2 separate regions of the Homo sapiens genome follow, and region 1 is linked to region 2. A link is a contact called in ENCODE Hi-C or POLR2A ChIA-PET data. All regions are on one chromosome and are shown on one strand. The core of a region is the stretch at or near the end of the contact, and the rest is flanking DNA. Distances in the headings are between cores, read along the strand shown.

Region 1 (2,700 bases), core at 180-2,679, 150 kb before region 2:
TCCTCAGTCTGTCCTTTAAAGCCTGGTCACATCCAAACAACTCAGTGTTAAATCCCACTGCTGCCTCTTATATCCCCAGTGCACCAACTACTCACTGACCTCTGCACTTGCTTAGAGCAAGTCCACTGTTACTTACGCCTGCAATGCCCCTCTGCTACTGGCTCTGTATATTCAAACATTCCCGTTTTCAAGGTTCAGCCGAAATGTCCAATCTCCAGAAGCCTTCCCTGGCCGCCTTAGATGAAAGGGATCTTTCATTCCTAATTCTATGATGAGAGACACTTTTCTTTGCTAGGCATTGCTGTTCCTCCCCCGACCCTCCCTATCTCCAACACATGACCTCCCTCTGCTGGGAATTTCCTGGGGGCCGCCCTCTGTGACTCTCCCTGCATCTTCCACAGGGACCCAGCAACCTGCCGTGCCCACAGCAGCCTCTGCACAACACCCAAAAGTTTGTACTAGCTTAGATGTTCACGTTTCTCTTCTCCCACACCCTGCTCATCAGGTAGGGAACTTTCCCAGTGAAAACGGAACTTCCCTACTACAATACCAAAACAAGTCAATGTTGCCACTTGATCAAGAACTCTTCCATTTTTGAAATATTTCCTAATGAGCTCAGTTGTCACAGACTGCACCCTGGGGACAGGTCAGACCAGAAAGCAGAGGATGTCACCTGGGCAGGACCAGGGCTGCTCCACGCTGGTGACCACAGGCTGGGTGTTTTGTGCCCCCGGAGGGTTAGGACACACAGCAGCCAGTCGCAAAGGGCGCAAAGGACCAGCGCTTAGTGGGCGGGGCGGGCAGGGGAGAGTCCCGGGAGTTGTACCCTGTTGAATCCCAGCTCCAAACTTTTCCCTCCGTCAGCGCGGAGCCCTCCACCAGCCAGGACTGGCTGACGCCGTGATGCCACAAAAGCCGGGACCGGAAGAGAAAAATGCGTGGGATGGGGAAGGCAAAGGCGGTTATTTTCAGAACTTCGGGGGCTCCCGGGCCTGCCCTTCGGGTTCCCGAGGATGCGAGGCCAGCGTCCGGCCGCCCGCGGGTCCGGACCGGCGCCTGCCCGGGACCGGATGGGCAGCGATTGGGATGCAGATGCCGCTCTGGTGCTGATGCTGCGGCTGCCGCGTAGTGACAGCCGCTCCACCACCCACCGCGCCGAGCTGCGGCTCCGCGCCCCCGGGGGCGCCCGGCGCGCCTGGTCCGCTCCGGCCCCGGGCAAGGCCTGCGGGCTGCGGCGGGCGGCGGGGCCCAGGCCGCTACTCACCCGGAGGGTTGACCGCCGCCGGGGTTGCCATCTTGCTCGGAGAGGATAGGCGCCCGCTTGGCAGGGGCGCGGGAGGGGCGGCGCGGAGCCCGGCGCTCAGCCCCGGGGACCCGGTCAGGCCCAGGCGCCGCCGCCGCCACACAAAGGACGGCGCGGGCGGGCGGCGCTCCCTCCGCTCTCCCCGCCGCCGCGGCCGCTCGCCGTCCCCGCCTTTCTCTCCTCCTCCTCCCCCTCCTCGGCCTCCTCCTCCCGGTTCAGCCTTTGTCGCGCGGCGGGGGGCGCCCGGCCCGCGGCTCCCCGGTCAGAGCGGTAGCACCGCGAGACTTGGGGCTGCGGACGGCGGGACCCCCAAGTTGGGCGCCGGCGACTGGCGGGGGCAGAGGGCCGGGCGCTCCCTCGGGCTCGCGCAGGTGCTCGGGCCTGGCCGGGCTGGGACCGCAGGCGCCTCTCCCGCGCTCGCCTAGCCCGGGCTGCCCCCGCACGCCCACGCCCCAGGTGTCCGGGCGCGCTTTACCCAGGGGCGCCGTGCCCAGGCCAGGAGGCCAGGGCGGAGCGGGTGAGGGAGAAGCCCATTTAGATTCAGAGGGAAGCCGGTCCTGGGAGACGGCCGCGAGGAACAAAGGCGCCCCAGTGCTGCCCACTTAGCATGCCAGAGCCGCGCTGCTCGGCTCCCAGGCCGGGGACACGGCCCGGTGTTAAGCGGAGGGTGCCCGACCGCGGGAATTCCTAAGGCCACGCGCACCTCCAAGGCCACCGCCGCACACAGCTTCGGAGTGCACAGTGCACACGCCCAGGCACAGGCAGCCGGCCCGAGAAATTGTGAATGTCTTGGCTTTGAGTAAGGCGCTCATCTCTACCCTCCTTCCATAATGACTGCCGTTGATTATTACTTGAGGGCGCTGCAAGGGCCTTATTTACACCACCAAGTTGAGAATTTAAAAAGATTTTTTTTTTTAAATAGGTTTATCTGCGTATCCTGGCGAAGTTTGGATGCAGAGAACTTGGAGCTGTTGTTTTCTACCAGACACTAGGATCCCTGAGAGAGGTAATGGCCCCTAGGAAGGACACGTCACCATCGGGGTCCCCTGTAAAGGTTAAATGGAAGAATAAAGACATCCCAGGTGAACGCTGAGAAGGGCAAGTTGGTCCCTAAACGCAGATAATGTTTGCAGAGACATCAAACTGTCTTAAATCCTTCCAAGGAAGCATTTTCTGGAGGGCAGAAAATTTGGGATGTATGTTCAAATAAGCATTTTCTTCGGGGAGTATTTGTCACTACTAATCTAATAGTCTATCAGTTCTACAAATGTTGAATGTCTGCTGTGTGCCAGGCACAAAGCCAGGTGTTGGGCCTACCATGGAAAGGAAGAAACAGGAGCTCTGTTCTTCTGGTTTGGGGGGTAGAGTGGGGAAGAGTGAAACAAAGTATCTGCACT
Region 2 (2,700 bases), core at 52-2,551:
TTTTTGCCTTGTGACAGAGGCGGTGTCGTGTGATGGGGTTGAAGCACATAGATGCATAGTTTTTGCAGGCAGAACGCCTGCATCAAACCCCTGATCCCCTACTCCTACTTGTGTGACCTTACACAAAAGTGTAAGTGTGATACTTACACTTTTGGGCTTCCATTTCCTATCTGAAAATGGCAGCAGTATCAGTACCTGCATCATAGCTTGTTGTGATGAATAAAATGCATTAATCCACGTAGAGCACTTCCTTAAATAGTAAGCACTCAAACAATGTATTTTATTTATTCATTTATTCATTTATGCATGCAAGCATTTCTTCATTTTAATATCCAGCAGGGCTAGCTTCCCTTATGCTCTTCCTTATCAACATTTTGTTGCCTGGTCTCTTTATTCTTCCACATGACACTGAGAATCATGTCAAGTTAAAAAGAAAATTCTACTTGGAATTTGATAGAGATGGCATTGAATTGACAGATAAAGAGGACATGATGGGATTACAGTGTTTACTTCTTCTTGCCCAAGAATAAGGCGTGCGTCATAATAGATTCAAGTCTTCTCTAGTCCCCTAGTAGAGAAGGTTGTTTTTTTTTTTTTTTCTTTCACATTTCATGATAAGTTTATTTTTCCTAGCTACTGTGGCTTGGCTATTAGTGAGAATGGGATTTTTTATTTGCCTTTCAAAATGGTTAGTAAGTGCACAAGAACACCGTTAATTTGGTATGTTTATTTTGTAGCCTGCCAATTCCTTGGAAAGGCTATTATTTCAACAATCTTCAGTTTGCACTTTCCAACTACACAATCACATCCGCTGCAAACAGTAATCATTTTTCTCCCGCTTCACATATATATAATATATATACATATATACACACATATAGAATATATATTTTTTTAACAAAGGCACAACTTCAGTATTTTTACACCTTATTTCCTTCTCTTGTCTGATTGCATTGACCAGACGTCCCAAACCGGCCCCCTGCTCTTGCCCCTAACTTTAATGGAAATGTTTGGCTTGCTATGAAGCATACTGCAGGAGAAGGCTTTGAGAGGGTTTTGCTGTCGTTGTTGTTTGGGGGGATTTTTTTTTTTAACTGTAAAGAGAATATCTGAAGAAAATGCATTTGAAGAGCATATTGGAATAGCCCAGATTGGTTTGTGCGCCTGCAAGGAGCTCTTGGGCCCCCTCCCCTCGCTGCCAACGCTCTGCCCCGGGGGCTGAAGTTTCTCTCTGCGTTTCCGCTTGAACAGCGTCCAGCTGCCTCGCCTTTAAAATGCCAGGACGGCCGCGGCTCCGCTCAGAGCCCCCTCTCGGCTGCTGGCCCGGGCTCGCCCGCGCCGCTGGGGGCTCTGACTCCTGCCGAGCCGGGCCTGGGCAGCGCCCCCCGCGCCCCGCGAGCCCGCGCCCCCGTCACCGGGAAACGCCGTAGCCGGCGATCCGCGGTCGCCCTGGGCTCGGCGCCGGCCCAGCCAGGACCCCGGGAGCGCACGGGACGGGCCTCGCCAGGTAAGGACCGCGGGAGCATCCCGGGACCCGCTGCCGCGGCGCCTGCGGGGCTGGAGCACAGCATTGTCGGTGCCGCCGGGGCGTCGCGCGGGTCACCGGCCGCAGGCGGAGGATCTGCTCGCTGAAGTCGGGCCGAGCCCTGCCGCGGCGGCGAGGAGACCCGCGTGGACACTGGGACCGATCCCCTCCTCGGCGGCACTGCGCCCGGGGCGCGCCTCGGTCGGCGGGGAGGGCCGGACCCGCGCGGCAGGGGACAGCAGCCTCGGTGGGAGCCGCACGGGAGCCGCGTCGCAGCGGCCCGAGTTCCACTGCGGGGCTCGGGGCTCAGAAACCGGGAGAGTGTGGTGCTGTGCTCAGGCACCCTCGCTGTTCTGAGCCTCACCTCCCCATTCGGGGATCCTCGGCCTCTCTGCCATTGAGGGGTTTGGGGAGTGTGAGTTGAAACTGAATCAAAGTTAGAAAGTCCTTCTCGTCACGTTCAGTGCCTAAAATTCCCTCTCCTGTGGCTGACAGTCACATAGAACAGATTTTTTCTCAATGTAACTGATGAAGGTCAGCACGGATGTAACTTCTGGGGAAAGTTCTGCTGGTGGCAGCCTTTCTAAAGAAATGTCAAGTCTCCGTTGGATTTTGTTCTCATCTGTGGCAAAAACCCTAATCCACGCTTTCATATATTTTTCCGTATCAGTGGAGGCGTAGACCTATCCTGGGTTCTAATGTTTTGGGGAATGTATTATGGAGCCGAATTTGGTAAGAGTCTCCGTGCCCGCAGCAAAAGTTCTGGAAAAGAACCTGTTAGAAAATCCAAGCTGATGCACCGCCTCACCAGGCGTGCAATAGGGCCACAGTGGCCTGTCAGGATGTGGCTCGGGACCCAGGAAAAAAGCTCCATCGAAGCCTGTGCTGCCTTCGTGGGGAGAAGTTCCATTCTAACCCACTCGTGCATCCGCCGGCAGGTTCTTCTCAGTTCTCCTCTGATTCTAATCAGAGGATTCGAGTTTCTGGATTAACACTGTGATACAATCTTACCCTTTTCCATAAAATATGTATCCAGTGAACTAGGGGATCTAGTTCCGAGGGTCTGGAGTTGAAGTCTTCTATACTTCCCTCACCCTCATTAAGCCACATCTTGAGAGGAATTGTAATAATCTGATCTGTGGTCTTTGCGAACCTGCAAAGTGTGTGTAAGACCT

What was found. A loop is a pair of places that touch in the nucleus more often than their neighbours do. ChIA-PET counts read pairs that join two places held with the same protein, here RNA polymerase II (POLR2A). Pooled maps may share reads with other maps.
Region 1: a map of posterior cingulate gyrus shows a loop between it and region 2 (23-fold over the local background). The contact joins the promoter of ARNT2 here to the promoter of CTXND1 in region 2. A Hi-C loop is called at or near these places in 1 of 168 maps with a recorded cell type or tissue (posterior cingulate gyrus) and 1 of 50 pooled maps. POLR2A ChIA-PET finds 5 or more read pairs at or near these places in 1 of 52 experiments (H1).

The regions. Positions count from the first base shown.
Region 1 is chr15:80,403,111-80,405,810 of GRCh38, reverse strand. ARNT2 (aryl hydrocarbon receptor nuclear translocator 2) reads right to left here and starts at 1,429. Exons shown (of 19, transcript NM_014862.4): 1 at 1,265-1,429. The coding sequence starts at 1,295. It overlaps ARNT2-DT (ARNT2 divergent transcript), which reads left to right and starts at 1,615. Exons shown (of 6, transcript NR_184070.1): 1 at 1,615-1,820; 2 at 2,226-2,309. RefSeq lists an enhancer at 1,498-1,998.
Region 2 is chr15:80,250,814-80,253,513 of GRCh38, reverse strand. CTXND1 (cortexin domain containing 1) reads left to right here and starts at 1,301. Exons shown (of 3, transcript NM_001352888.2): 1 at 1,301-1,507.